Linked DNA regions of Homo sapiens: region 1 is linked to region 2. The links are chromatin contacts, found by Hi-C or POLR2A ChIA-PET in ENCODE. All regions are on one chromosome and are shown on one strand. Each heading gives the region's core, a stretch centred on a gene start or an enhancer-like site at or near the end of the contact. The rest is flanking DNA. Distances are from core to core; before and after follow the strand shown.

Region 1 (7,256 bases), core at 2,765-5,264, 41 kb after region 2:
AAATATCATATTGTATGTGAATACTTAACTGCATGGGGTAAATGTGTGTGATATATTTTTTAGTAGAAAAATATCAAGCCCCTATTAGAATATAAGATTTTAGTTGTATATTTGTTTAAATGATATGAATAGAAAAAATACTTGAGGTATATTCACCAAAATGTTAATGCTGTTTATTACCTAGTAGTGTGATTATAGGTGATCTTTATTTTCTTCTTTATGTTTATTTTCTTCTCATGCTGTGCTGTATACTGCACCAGTTACTGTCTGTATGTTGGTATATTCAGCACCTATGGTAACTACAGTTCATATCTTAACCAGATGGCAGAAACATACCTTAACAGACATGTTACTTCAGTATTTCACTCATATGAAAACACATGTCTCCTGAAACCTAAGTGATCTCTCCAGTTGACTATGGTGGTCTTCCCCAGACATTGAGGACCTCACCCTTTACAAACTATAGCCCAGATGGACTAAGAAGGTTCTGCCTTTCCTACATTTCTAACCTAGGCTCTATTTCCATTCGTTCTGAATTTAGCTTCTCTCTGGTGTGATTTACCTTCACCTTTGCCAAAAAGCAGTATGTATAACTTTGTACTGTAAAAAATACTCAGAGAAAACTATTAGTAATCAAATTCCTGTTGGACATAAATCGTAACTAGTGAGGCAGAGTAACCAGGTGGAATATCACAGACCTTGGAATGAATGAGAACTGTTTTCCAACCCAGGCTTGTGAGCTGTGAGATTGTGAACATGTTTCCTAACCTCTGTGAGCCTCTGTTTCCTCATTTATGAAACAGAAATAATAATACATGCCTCACAGGGTTGTTAAGAGGGTCAAGTGACATAGTGCATGTCAGGCTGTTAGCAGTAACAGGTGACAAGGCTTCTAACTATTGAATTCTGTTTCCCTCTCCCCTATTTCTAACTTATCTGTGGCTGTAAATAGACACTTTGAGGGATTTAAATGTACAGTGTATATGTTCCATGAAACCCAGAACTTATCTGTATCCCCAAGGAATATTACTTAGCACATAGTTGAGGTTCAATAAATATTTGTTTAATGAATGAATGAACCATTGGTCTCTGCCTTTGCCTAGGGAAATGGCCAGTATCTGCTCTTTGATGGATTACTTAGTCTAAGAGGGCACTTCACCTTAAGCAAGTTCTCAGCTAGACTGCTGCCTGACGGACCATCCTGCCTCTGCACAGCACCCTCTTAGTATAGTCATGTGTTGCTGAGTGACAGGAATACCTTCTGAAAAATACAACGTTAGGTGATTTCATCATTATGGGAACATCACAAACCTACTTACACAAACCTAGGTGGTATGGTCTGCTATACACCTAGACTATGTGGAATAGCCTATCGCTCCAAGGTACAAACCTATACAGCATGTCACTCTACTGAATGCTGTAGGCAATTGTACACAATGGTAAGTATTTGTGTATCTAAAAACAGAAAAAAGGTACAGTAAAATATATTATAAAAGATTAAAAAGCATACATTTGTATAAGGCACTTACCATGAATGAACCTTATAGGACTGGAAGCTGCTCTGGGTGAGTCAGGGAGTGAGTGGTGAATGAATGTGAAGGCCTAGGACATTACTGTACACTACCATAGACTTTATAAACACTGCACACTTAGGCTACACTCAATTTATAAACAAATATTTTTTATTCCTTCAATAATAAATTAGCCTTAGTTTACCGTAACTTTTTAACTTTAAACGTTTTTTAATTTTTTTAACATTTTGTCTCTTTTATAATAACACTTAAAGTACAAATATATTGTACAACTGTACAAAAATATTTATATCTTTGTTCTTTAAAACCTTTTTCTATTTTTTTTTCTTTTTAAACTAAAACACAAACACACACATTAGCCTAGGCCTCCCCACAATCAGGATCATCAATATCACTGTCTTCCATCTCCACATCTTGTCCCACTGGAAGGTCTTCAGGGGCAGTAACACACATGGAGCTGTCATCTCCTATGAGAACAATGCCTTCTTCTAGAATACCTCCCGAAGGACCTTCCTGAGGCTGCTTTACAGTTAACCTTTTTTAATAAGTAGAAGGAGTATACTCTAAAATAACAACATATAGAATAGTAAACACATAAACCAGTAGCATAGTCATTTATTATCAAGTATTATGTACTGTACATAATTGTACGTGCTATGCTTTTATATGACTAGCAACAGGTTTGTTTACACCAGCATCACCACAAACACGTGAGTAATGTGTTGCACTACAATGCTGCACTACATTGTTACAACAGCTACAGCATCACTAGGCAGTAGTGACGGCATGGCTCCACAGTACTTTCGGGGCTGCGAGCCGTGAGGCTGAGGGCAGTAGGAATTTTTCAGCTCCATTATAATCTTATGGGACCACTGTCATATATGTGATCTGCCGCTGACTGAAACATCGTTATGTGGTGTGTGACTGTACAAGAAGACAGGCCAGTTCTGCGCAGTTCTCTTAGCCAGTTCCCTGGCAGAGTGTCTCAGACAGGTAAAGTGAAGTTAGGGAGTGGGTGGGGCCCTCTCTGCTCTGCCTCCAGCCCCAGATTTCTTTCTGAAGGCCAGAAGAGCCCTGACTGTCCCAGTGACCTCAGGACCAATTCGTCCATTAGGAGCAATAGGCACAGAGGGCTTTTAGAGGCCCACAAAAATGTTTTAATTTTAATTTCTTTTCAAATCAGAAGAAAAACAAATTGCTTATATAATAATAAATCTGGCCTGTATTATATTAATTTTTATACCAACAGTCGTAAAATTTTTTAAAAATTTAATGGAGGAAAAGGCTCATGAAGGCAAAAGCCATCAGGGCTCATGAAAGCCATAGTGCAGCCCTCGCTGACCTGAGCAATACAGCAAAACCAGCCAAGCACTGAACTGCCCTGGGAGGGGCTGCTCCCAGGCTCTGCCTGGTCAGGGCAACCCTCGGTTTAGAGGCAGAAGGCCATCCAAACTACCTCAACCTCTTAAATAAGGTGTACTGGGCACCGTATACCTCCTCCCCTCACTTAATGATACAAAATAAGGGAAACAGCATGATCTCACTCATTCGTCTCCCAAATAACACAAACCCAGGTGTGACCTCATCCCCTGACTCTCAAGTAAGGAAAGCTCATCAATGATCTCAACTTTTTCCTCAAAAAGCAAGCTCACCCACGGCCTCCCCCTAGTCCAGGCAAGATCAAGCCTGATGTCACCCCCCACCTCCCAATCCCTCCACCCATATCTGGCTGGGTTCCTCCTCCCCCTCCCCACAGCCTAAGTCTCCCCATCCCACCCTCCAGCAGATGACACACTCCTACCCCACTGCTTCTCAGAAGCGGCTCTGTCTGAAAGTGTGGGTGTCTGGCTGGACGCTGCTTCCTCTCAGCCCCAGGGCCAGGCAGCCTTCTAGAGACAGTATGGACACAGCACCTAGGCAGTGACTCAGCCGTGGCAGCAGACAAAAATTTATTCAAGGCTCAACACTAAAAGGGGAGTTTTTAGGCAAGTCTGAAGAAGAGACTGAGCCAACTCAGGATGAGAAACTAAAAAGCAAAAGGGGAAATCCAGGGCTGAGAAATTCCTAGAAAAGAATTTATAACTTTGGCTGGGAGAAGGTTCTCTGAGTTGACAGGACGAGGCAGGAACAGCCCTCAGCCACACAGCTTGCAGCCCCGAGTACTGTGGAGCCATGACATCTGTTTGCCCATTTGCCCTGCTCACCGTTGTACATCCTCTGCAGGTACTGTGCATCTGCAAGGAGAGAATGGCAGGCCCCTGACAGCCTGGGCAGCCCAGGTAGGCAATGGGGGACTCAGGACCCAAAGAGCAATACCAACGGAATCTGTAGCCCGGATTTGATCTGTGAGAAAGGGGCAGGACAGGGAAAAAGTTAACCTTGTAAATAAGTCTGTTCTGGCAATATGTCATTAGTTGGGGAGATTGTATGGTGTGAGGGTAGGGGGTTTGTGGGAACACTCTGTACTTCCTGTTCAATGTTGTTGTGCACCTAAAACTGCTAAAACAAAAACAAAGTCTAATTAAAAATTGGCTGAGAAAACTACAACATAAAGCTGTTCTGTGGCCACAGAGCCCTGCCTAGCATCAGAAGTGGTTTGTTCTAGGTCAAGAGGAAGACTAGATACGCAGGACCCACCAACCAAGGCATTGTGATTGTAGGAGTCCCAAGAGATGAAAGCTCTCCTCTTCTCTCAGACCTTCAGCACAACTTTTGGTGTTAAAATTCCTTAACCGTGTACAAATTGCTTTGCATTCTACTGCTAAAGAACAAGTGCCATGCAAATACTTAGGGAAGAGATAGACTCTAACATATGAATAGCTGAAAACAGATCTTTTCCTAAGAAAAAGATTTCATATTCTAAGCTTCAGTTTCCTAATCTGTGAAATGATAACAATATAATCTGTCTGATGCAATGTCCTCTGGATCAGTTTGTGTTTGTTGTTTTAAATACAGATAGGCTCTCGCTATGTCTCAAATTCCTGAACCCAAGCGATCCTCTAGCCTACACCTCTCAAAGTGCTGGGATTATAGGCATGAGCCGCTGCACCTGGCCCCAGATCAGTTTGAAGTGAGATCTTTACCAGGTCACCACATTTAAAAGAGCTACCTTCCCCTCCTCAACTCTCACCAGCATTTCCTAGCACCCTTCTTTGTTTTATTTTTCTATATGACATTTATCATCATTTCCATATCATATATTTTACTTTTTAAATTCTCTTACCTTTCTCCCTTTGGAATGTAAATTCCATGAGGGCAGGGATTTTTGTCTGTTTTCTTCTATATCCTCAGCACCTGGAATATTTTCTGGCATATAGTAGGTCATCAATAAACACTTATTGAATGAATAATTCATATAACATCCTCAGCACAATACCAAGTATGTGATCCTGTTAACAATTATTTATTTTCTTTTCAAAGCCCTGACAAAGGTGGCATTGTCCTGATGCTTTGGGAGGACCAGTGTAAAACTAGTTGTTTGGTTTTTCATCTCTGCTCCGACTTTCCTCACATGGAGGTCCTCTCAGGCTTAAGCCAGGTAGACCAGCAGCTGAGCTAGCCTGAAGGCAGTCTCTGAAGTCTGGGCAAACTGTCCTGGCTTGGCTTTCTCAAATGAAAAACAAACAAACAACAACAACAAACCCTTTTCTCTATTCACACTTCTGATGCCAAATGTGTGGGTCATACTGAGCAATTCTCCAATTCTCTGGGGACACCAACTGGGTGCTGGATGTCCACTTTACTTCAATTATGACACTGGTTAGCTTGTGCTGACAGTTAACACAAGCCCCACAGATTAAGGACTCAGTCCCACAAGACTGCCCCCACTTCATTTGCCAATTGCAAGTAGTGGGTCTCCAGGTGACCCATAACTTCCGGCTTGCCTACAGATCAGGGGCTCTCACAATCCCCTAAGCTTTCATAATTTTCTGCAGTGGCTCACAGAACTCAGAAACATTCTACCATTACTAGTTTATTACAAAGGAGAGTATAAGGAATACAAATGAGCACACAGACAATGCAGTACCTGGAGGGAGGTCCAAAAGGGTACCAAGTACAGGAGCTTCTGTCCCCATGGAGTTGGGGTGCACCACCCTCCCAACACGTGAATGTGTCCACCAACCCAGGAGCTCTCTGAACCCCGTTGTTTAGGGTTTTTATGGGGGGTTCATTGTGTAGATATGGTTGGTTCAATCACTGGCTGTTAGTGATTGACTCACTCTCCAGCCCCTCTCCCCTCCCAGGAAGTTGAGGTGGGGAATGGGGAAGGGAGATATGGCTGAAAGTTCTAACCCTGTCATCAAGGCTTGGTCTTTCAGGTGACCAGCCCTCATCCTGAAGCTGGCTAGGGACCCCAGGTACTAGTCATCTCATTAGCATAAAAAAGACAGTCATCACTCTGGAGATTCCAAGGTTCTTAAAAGCTCTTGTGCCAGGGAACAGAGAATAAGACCAAATATAACAAATGGTGCTCCTCTTACTCCTATCATTCAGGAAATGATGAGGGTTTTAAGACCCATGTGTCAGGAACTGGGGTAAAAGACCAAATATATATTTTTTATTATGTCAGACAGCTATAGGCAGATGATTCAAGGGGCACAGTTATACCTCTAATGCCTTTGTGCAAATTATAAAAAGGTGGCTCCTTCAGGCCCATGGATTGGGAAAAAAGCTTTTATTCCTCTGGGCTGAAACATCTCTGAGACTGGGGAGAAAGGCAGGGCTATAATTCAGCCCACTGTCTTCCCTCCCCCTCGGCTGGACACTTTAGTGCAGTACAGAGACGGCACAGCTGTACCTGGGGCTATGGGAGAAAGTGGTACTGGGGGCCAGGGATATGTGGAAGACCAAGTGCCTCACCCTTACTATGCTCACCCCAAGGATGAGACTCTTTTTCTTTCCAACTGCAGTTTAATTGTTGTAGGGTCTCCTCAGGATGATGCTCACCTCTTGATCCTTCTCCACCGTGCCTTGCCCTGTTCCAGGCCTGTGGTATCAATACTTAAACTGAGCTGACCTAGGAAGAATGCCTTTCTTGGGTGTAAAGATTGAGCAAGCAATGGACAGAGCCATTTGAGGAGGGGCAATGTGTTGTCATGGAAAGGCCACACATCCTGGAATCAACTGACCTGGTATGGTGGCTTGATGGGTGTCAACTTGATGAGGCTGAACTGCATTTCCCAGAATTCCCTTTGCTGCGTGTTTCCCATTAGTGTGGACCACAGGAGATATTGTGTGAAAGTTGGAGGGAAGTAGTGAAGCCACAACCATTAAGTAGCTCACACATGTCTATGTTGGCATGAATCTGCTGGCTCATTTGCTGGGTCCTCCAAACACATGGATGTTTTTGCCTTCCCAGAGCTCTCCACTGTGAGAGCACTTGCTGTTGTGCACCGGCCCCACCTCCTAATACTCCACCTTGGGATTAGGATTTCAATACATGAATTTGGGAGAGACATAAACATTCAGTCCATCGCAAATCTCTTGCACTCTTAGCAGACAGCTAAATAAACCAACCCTGTCCCTGTCCATTGATCTTCTTCTCCCAGTTAAAATACCAGCATTTTCTCAGGATATTTGAAAGCTAGTGCTTTTACTCAAAGAAAGAGTATGGGTAGAACCTGTAGGCACCTTACTAGGCTAGTTGGGGAGGTATTTTGGGGTGGTTCTCTCCCAATCCTACCATGAGCAGCATCATATACTTTATTTGGATTGATAATAAAG
Region 2 (6,467 bases), core at 2,493-4,992:
GTATTTTTAGTAGAGATGGGGTTTCACCATGTTGGCCAGGCTGGTCTCAAACTCCTGACCTCAGGTGATCTGCCCCCCTCGGGCTCCCAAAGTGCTGGGATTACAGGCATGAACCACCGCGCCCGGCCCTATATAAAGGCTTTTGAACATACATAGTGACATTTTTCATCATGTAATGACAAGTTCAAAATGTTAAGTTTCCTAAGAAGTGTTTGAACTACTGGCAGTAATAGGGTCAGCTATCTTAAAATAGAATTGGCATCTCCCTACTCAAGTTATTTTAGTTCTTAAAAGCTGGTGAGATTCTTTGCACTGATATCCAAAGCTGGGGCTATGTGACCTTAAGTTCAATATGTTAACTTACTGTTTAGGATGTTGATGTTAAATGTTATAGGTGATAGATATTGGACTCAGAAAATGCTTAATGCAAGCTGAGACAGTGTTGTAGTGATATTCACTTGTAGAACACTTGTATGCATGATTATATCAGTTAGTAGTCACTTAATTTTATATTTTTAGAATTCTGCAAAAATCTTTTGTCTAATAAATAGGCCATCAACTATCTCATCATTTTACCTTGTAAGAAACCTTATATGCTCACTGGAAATAGAAAACCTGGATTTAAAAAAAATAATAATTTCAGCTAGATCAAGTTAATTTAAAGAGAAAAAACAAAATCTTTCCCCAAAACTTCAAACAGAAAGCATGGGCTCTCTCATATGCTCTTAGTATGAGTTTAGGTGAAACACATGGCTTTTCTGAGGCCCAGTTTTATAAAATGAGCAGGATAGGCATCACTTCCATTTTACAGTTTTATTGTGAAAAAAATGGTGATAAAATAGAAATGTATTGTTTTTAGTCTCTTTAGAAACTGTAGACCTCAAAATGTCTTCTCTGGGCAATTACTCTGATCCTCCCCAATTGAAAAACAAAACAAAAAACTGCCTTCTCTTCATTTGGGGCATCTTCATATAGTCATAAGTGTGATTAGTTGAGTCTTGACAAACAGAGATTGAGAGAGGTCTTGAATCCAGGACCAAATGCCCTAATTCTGATAGCTACCTACATCTGTCTCCCAGAAGACTTTGCAGGAGCTATACAGACATAGTGGACAAGATCAGGCAGAAGAACATTTAATTAAAGCTAAGGTTCTGGCCCTAAACCACATTATCAGTTTCCTGGTGAGCTAGGCCACACTTCAGATAAGTCTCAAGCACTTTCTTTGCCTAAGCTCTGAAAAATCTACGTACCTGCAAAAAAAGTGGGGGTGTGGTAGGGAGTTCTGAAAAAAACTCCTTAGCTTCTTTTTCTACACCTTAATCTCTGCTGTGCTCAGGTCAAAGAAAGGTAATCTGAGTAAAGAACAGACAGAGGGGAGAGGGGAAGGGGAAGGGGAAGAGAGAAGAGGGAGGAAGAGAGAGGGGAGAGAGATATTGATTTATTATTGATTCTTCCTAAAGGTCATCTGAACAATCCTCTTCAGGCCCTCCTAGGCTACCATCAACTTCCCAGAGAGAGGCAGCTTCAAACCTGTTGTGTCACATCAGTTTTAAGGAAAAAGGGAGACTTCCAAATGATGACTCCCTTTAGAAGCTCTAAAGAGAGAGTCAAAACAGACTGGTCCCAAGGAGAAACAACCCCTTGTGACACCAGAGTTCAGTCCTTTTCCTTAAAGGTCACCATCTCTATCAAGCCCTCTTTCACCTAGAAAGAAGTAAGGAGGAGCAAAGAAGAGTCTTTTCTCCCCAGAGATCAGCCATTATCTGGATGATTCAGAAAAATGGAAAAGTGCGTAGATGAAATTCTCCCTCTATAGGTAAAAGACCTGTTTGTCTGAAATGTGTGGAACCTGTCTTATCCAAATTAATATTTATGGAATCCAAATAATCTTAACTTCTAAAAATTATAATAATGATTGAAAAAAAAATCACTTGCCATCCAGCACACATAAATGACTAACAAGTGCCATGACTCTTGCTTTAACTGCAAGCCTTCTATGATGCCATAACAAATTATGGATATTATCTTTTAAGGATGACACTATCTATTCCTTCATGTAGATTGGACCACAACCTGGCAGTTGATATCATCTCACTTGGGGAGATATTTTTATTTGCTAAAAATAAATAGCAAATTATTTTCCAATTATTATAGTAAATTTCTAAAATAATCATTTAAAAATATCCTTTTAGAACAGTTTTATTTGCATGCTTCCCATATTTAGAATTCTGTATCTTTGTCCTGTTCATACATCGAAGATAATCTGGATGATTTATGTTTCTCTTTGAACTCTCCCAATTTCTTTTATTCTACTCCTGCTCACAGATTTATCAGTAAACTGCAGGGTTTCTAGAGCTAAGTCAGCTGAGTACAGAACTGAGGTTTCAGTCCCTGGGCATTGCTTCAAAAAGAGTTTTTCCTGTATTATTTTAAGAGCATAATTACAGATAAATATTTCAAATTCTTCAAACAACCGAAACAAATAGTCTGTTATAAATCAAAACATGTTCTGTGTTATGTATCCATTGAATTTTCTCACATGGTTGTTACTTTGAAATGGATGCTTTCCACATAGATCTTAAATTGCCATGGATCAAATAATTCACTGGTCTTTATGGCTTATGGAAAAATGCCATGAAGCAGAATGAGAAGAAGCTGCTTCAAATCTCACCCACCCCCTTCATTTCTGAAAAATTTTTTTTGTAATTCCTTGTTTGGCCTAGAGAAGCTTTCTTCAAAAGAAGAGGGGAAAAAAAACAATGTGGATACAACCAAGATAGAGGTAATAAAAGCATCCTTGATGGCTGGAAACCTTCAGTTTAATGAAGGGTTAAAAAAATGAACATTAATAGTATGTATTGTCATTCCCACCCTCAGAAAAGTTAGTATGTCAATATTTACAGTGATAGGAGAATCGTATTTACTAAGCAAAATTTCAAAATGTAGACATGATTCTAATGTGGATATGATGGTTTCTTTTTTACCTAGGAATAAACAGACCATGTGTCCCAAATCTGGTACTCTCTTTGTGTCTCTTAAATGAGTTAGCACTTAACTCTGGCTTTAGGAATCACTAGACTGATATCACTTGGCAGTTAGGAGAGTGTGCAAAACGAATTGTTTCATGTCAGAAGAAGGTAGCTAGAGGTCAAATATTTCCAGATGTTCTCTGGCATCTGAATATATGAATGCATATGCTTGCCTTAGCTGTGGTTTGTTCCTCCTTAGGGATATGGGGGACAGTGTTTGTTTTATTTATTCACTTCATATTTATTGCGTACCTACTTTGTGCCAGGCAATGAAAACTAAGCATGGTGTCTATCTTTAAAGAGCTTACTGGTCCTTATACTGTTATTTGTTCTGTATAATGATTTAAGATATGCTGTAGCTTTTTTAGTGCTTAATCTTTCTATCAGTGACATTTAATGTTCCTCAGGCATTTCTCACGGTGCATAACTCAAGGAGTTTCACTTGATACTAGCCTTTAATTATGTATTAATAAAACCTGTATAAAAGTACCATTATACTTTACCACTGAGAAAATCCATAAGTTCAGAAATCTAAGTTTTAATGCACTTATCTCTTCAATCCCTTGGATTTTTTTCCCCAAGCACTCCATGCCTCAAATGTGCCAAGGTATGATTTTTTTTTCCCTTTCTTATTGCTGTTGGAGAAATAGGCAACTAATAAAAACAGACCTTTTACTCTGCTCTTGTAAATACCTTAGACTTTGGCAGTTTGCCTTAGACTGGTTTTTCTCTCACTTTACTATATGGGTGTAAACTTCCTCCCTGTACAGTGTGTTATTTCCTGGCCATGATATAAATGTTAAGCATCATCATCATTAAAAATAAGGGAGATTCAGACAAGTCCCGAAGGTGGAAAAAAAAAGAAATTAAAAAAGAGAGAGAGAGAGATGATCCAAACAATGGAATGCTATATAGTGCTAAAAATAAAAAATAAAAAATAAACGGTCAAGCTATGAAAAGACATGGAGGAACATTAAATGTACATTGCTAAGTGAAAGAAGCTAATCTTAAAAGGATACATGCTGTATGATTCCAACTGTATTATATTCTGGAAAAGGCAAAACTACAGACAGTAAAATATCAGTTGTTGCTTAGAAAGGACAAAGGAGGGGAGGGATAAGTAGGTATAGCTCAGAAGACTTTTAGGGCAGTGAAATGACTCTGTAGGATATTACAGTGGATACATGTTGTTATACATTTGTCCAAATCTTTATCCAACACCAAGAGTGAACCCCAAGGTAACTGTAGACTTTGGATGACAGTGATGTGTCAATGTAGGTTCATCGATTGTAACAAATGTACCACTGTGGTTGAGCTTGGTGATAATGGGGAGGGCTATACATGGATGGAGGTAGGGAGCATTTGGGAAATCTCTGTACCTTCCTTTCAATTTTGCTGTGAACCTAAAGCTGCTCTAAGAAAATTTAAAAAGTCTTTTTAAAAAGTAGAAGAAAAGAAGAGAGCATGTGCACAGCAAACAGGAAATGATGCCACATACTTGCAGTTTTGCTTTTCCATTTCTGTTGGAGACAAGGACGGTGTTCGTCCTGATGATAGTGATGCAGCATGTGTGGTTCTCATAGATGTCTATTTCTGTGCTCCTGTGGCGATTGCCCCCAAATATGCTTATAGTCAACATAATGCACAGCAAGAGTTGTGAATAAGACATTTGCTAAGAATGAAAGCATTTAAATATTCACTCCTTCAGAGCCATCTACTCTGCCTTTTCAGTTCCTTTTCATTCTCATTCTCACCAACATTTTTTGTACTTAAAATATTTTCAATAGTTCAGCCTTGAAACACAGTCTACATTTTCAGAGTTAATTCTATCACTGATGAGGGGAATCAATCTCATGCGTTTGGACAACGAGTGCTTTCTTTGTCCTCTAGCATCTTGTATCTTGGGGAAAGTGCTTAGTCAAGTTTGTACATTAACTGATAACTTAGTGACATGAAAATTAATTCCTTTCCCTTCTATTTCTATCCCTTTGCCCAGGAGAAATGGGTCTACCTCAGAAAAGAAGAGTGACACTCCATCTTTTCAGTCTTTCTCCCTCTCTCTCCCCAAATGCATCCTTTTGCTCCTGCCTCTGGAACCACAGGCTCTAACCTAGTAGCTTCAAGTCCCAAGTGAAGTTCCTTCTACTCCGCCAAGCCTACCCTGCTTACTCCAAGCCTGAGCTCTTACTGTAGATATTGCCATATTTGTGCTCTCGTTTGATTTTTCATGTGGCTGTTTATGTCCCTCTAGCAAGATTGCAAGTGCTTTTAGAACAGCAAATACTGGCTATGCCTCTTTGGTTTTCCTATGACGCTTAGCATGTATTACGTTGGCACAAAACTAATTGTGTTTTTTGCCATTACTTTCAACGGCAAAAACCACAATTACTTTTATGCCAACCTAATAGTAGATAGTAGGTATTCAATATGTTTCTGTTGGTAAAGGATAGCCTGCTCTTATCTCTGAACAATCCCTGGAGAATAGATCTTTGGGATGTGATTTTGCTATATCCTTCTTAGGTCAACAGGGAAAACTTGGTTTGTTCCGTCAGACTGGGGGCAAGTCTAGATGATCAACTTCAGGGTAGAAATCTTTGGTACTACCTATATTTGAATCAATGAGGTGGAGGGAGGATGAAGCATAAACTTAACTGCCTTATATTGGCCACTTGCCTTTTTGTGGCTCCACTCTACCTGTTTGGATCAAATCTGTCATAACCAAGTTAAAGTACTGTCTTTTTAAAGAATAAGACACAATCTAAAGACTACATCTGGATCACAAGTTAACATATTGGAATGGTACCACCTATTTTATCATACACTGCAAATTTTCTTACTTCCTCTTCCTATAACAATATAATCATAGCTGTGTTTTAAAGTCCAAGCTGGTAGCTCATGCCTGTAATCCCAGCATTTTGGGGGTCCAAGGCAGGAGGATCACTTGAGCCCAGGAGTTCAAGACTAGCCTAGGCAATACAGTGAGAACCCATCTCTATAAAAAATAAAAATAGAAAACAGGTTCAAGCTGGAGAAATAATTTGGGGATTATAGTTCATAGAAAAAGAACAATGGGGCCAGGCGCGGTGGCTCATGCCTGTAATCCCAGCACTTTGGGAGGCCGAGGCAGGCGGATCACGAGGTCAGGAGATTGAGACCATCCTGGCTAACACGGTGAAACCCTGTCTCTACTAAAACTACAAAAAATTAGCCGGGCGTGGTGGTGGGCACCTGTAGTCCCAGCTACTTGGGAGACTGAGGCAGGAGAATGGCGTGAACCTGGGAGGCGGAACTTGCAGTGAGCCAAGATCGCACCACTGCACTCCACTCCAGCCTGGGTGGCAGAGTGAGACTCCATCTCAAAAAAAAAAAAAGAAAGAAAGAAAAAGAACAATGGACTTTATTGTCGAGGATATAGGAAAGTAAGTATTTTCATATGCT

Evidence for each region. A loop is a pair of places that touch in the nucleus more often than their neighbours do. ChIA-PET counts read pairs that join two places held with the same protein, here RNA polymerase II (POLR2A). Pooled maps may share reads with other maps.
Region 1: a pooled map shows a loop between it and region 2 (2.2-fold over the local background). The contact joins two enhancer-like sites. A Hi-C loop is called at or near these places in 5 of 168 maps with a recorded cell type or tissue (CD8-positive, alpha-beta T cell, cardiac septum, endothelial cell of umbilical vein and 2 more), 1 of 37 single-sample maps with no recorded cell type and 8 of 50 pooled maps. POLR2A ChIA-PET finds 5 or more read pairs at or near these places in 11 of 52 experiments (CD4-positive, alpha-beta memory T cell, K562, OCI-LY7 and 8 more).

The regions. Positions count from the first base shown.
Region 1 is chr1:89,735,962-89,743,217 of GRCh38, forward strand. No RefSeq gene overlaps it. Among named protein-coding and RNA genes, the nearest start is that of LRRC8D, 81 kb to the right of the region's middle. RefSeq lists an enhancer at 3,550-3,719. Within about 2 kb of position 4,015, at least 9 of the 41 ENCODE cell types and tissues checked have a DNase peak (open chromatin) inside an H3K27ac peak, as active enhancers do; they include CD8-positive, alpha-beta T cell and natural killer cell, where a contact is called at or near this core.
Region 2 is chr1:89,695,094-89,701,560 of GRCh38, forward strand. All of the region lies in intron 2 of LRRC8C (leucine rich repeat containing 8 VRAC subunit C), which reads left to right. Among named protein-coding and RNA genes, the nearest start is that of LRRC8C, 65 kb to the left of the region's middle. Within about 2 kb of position 3,743, at least 4 of the 41 ENCODE cell types and tissues checked have a DNase peak (open chromatin) inside an H3K27ac peak, as active enhancers do; they include CD8-positive, alpha-beta T cell and natural killer cell, where a contact is called at or near this core.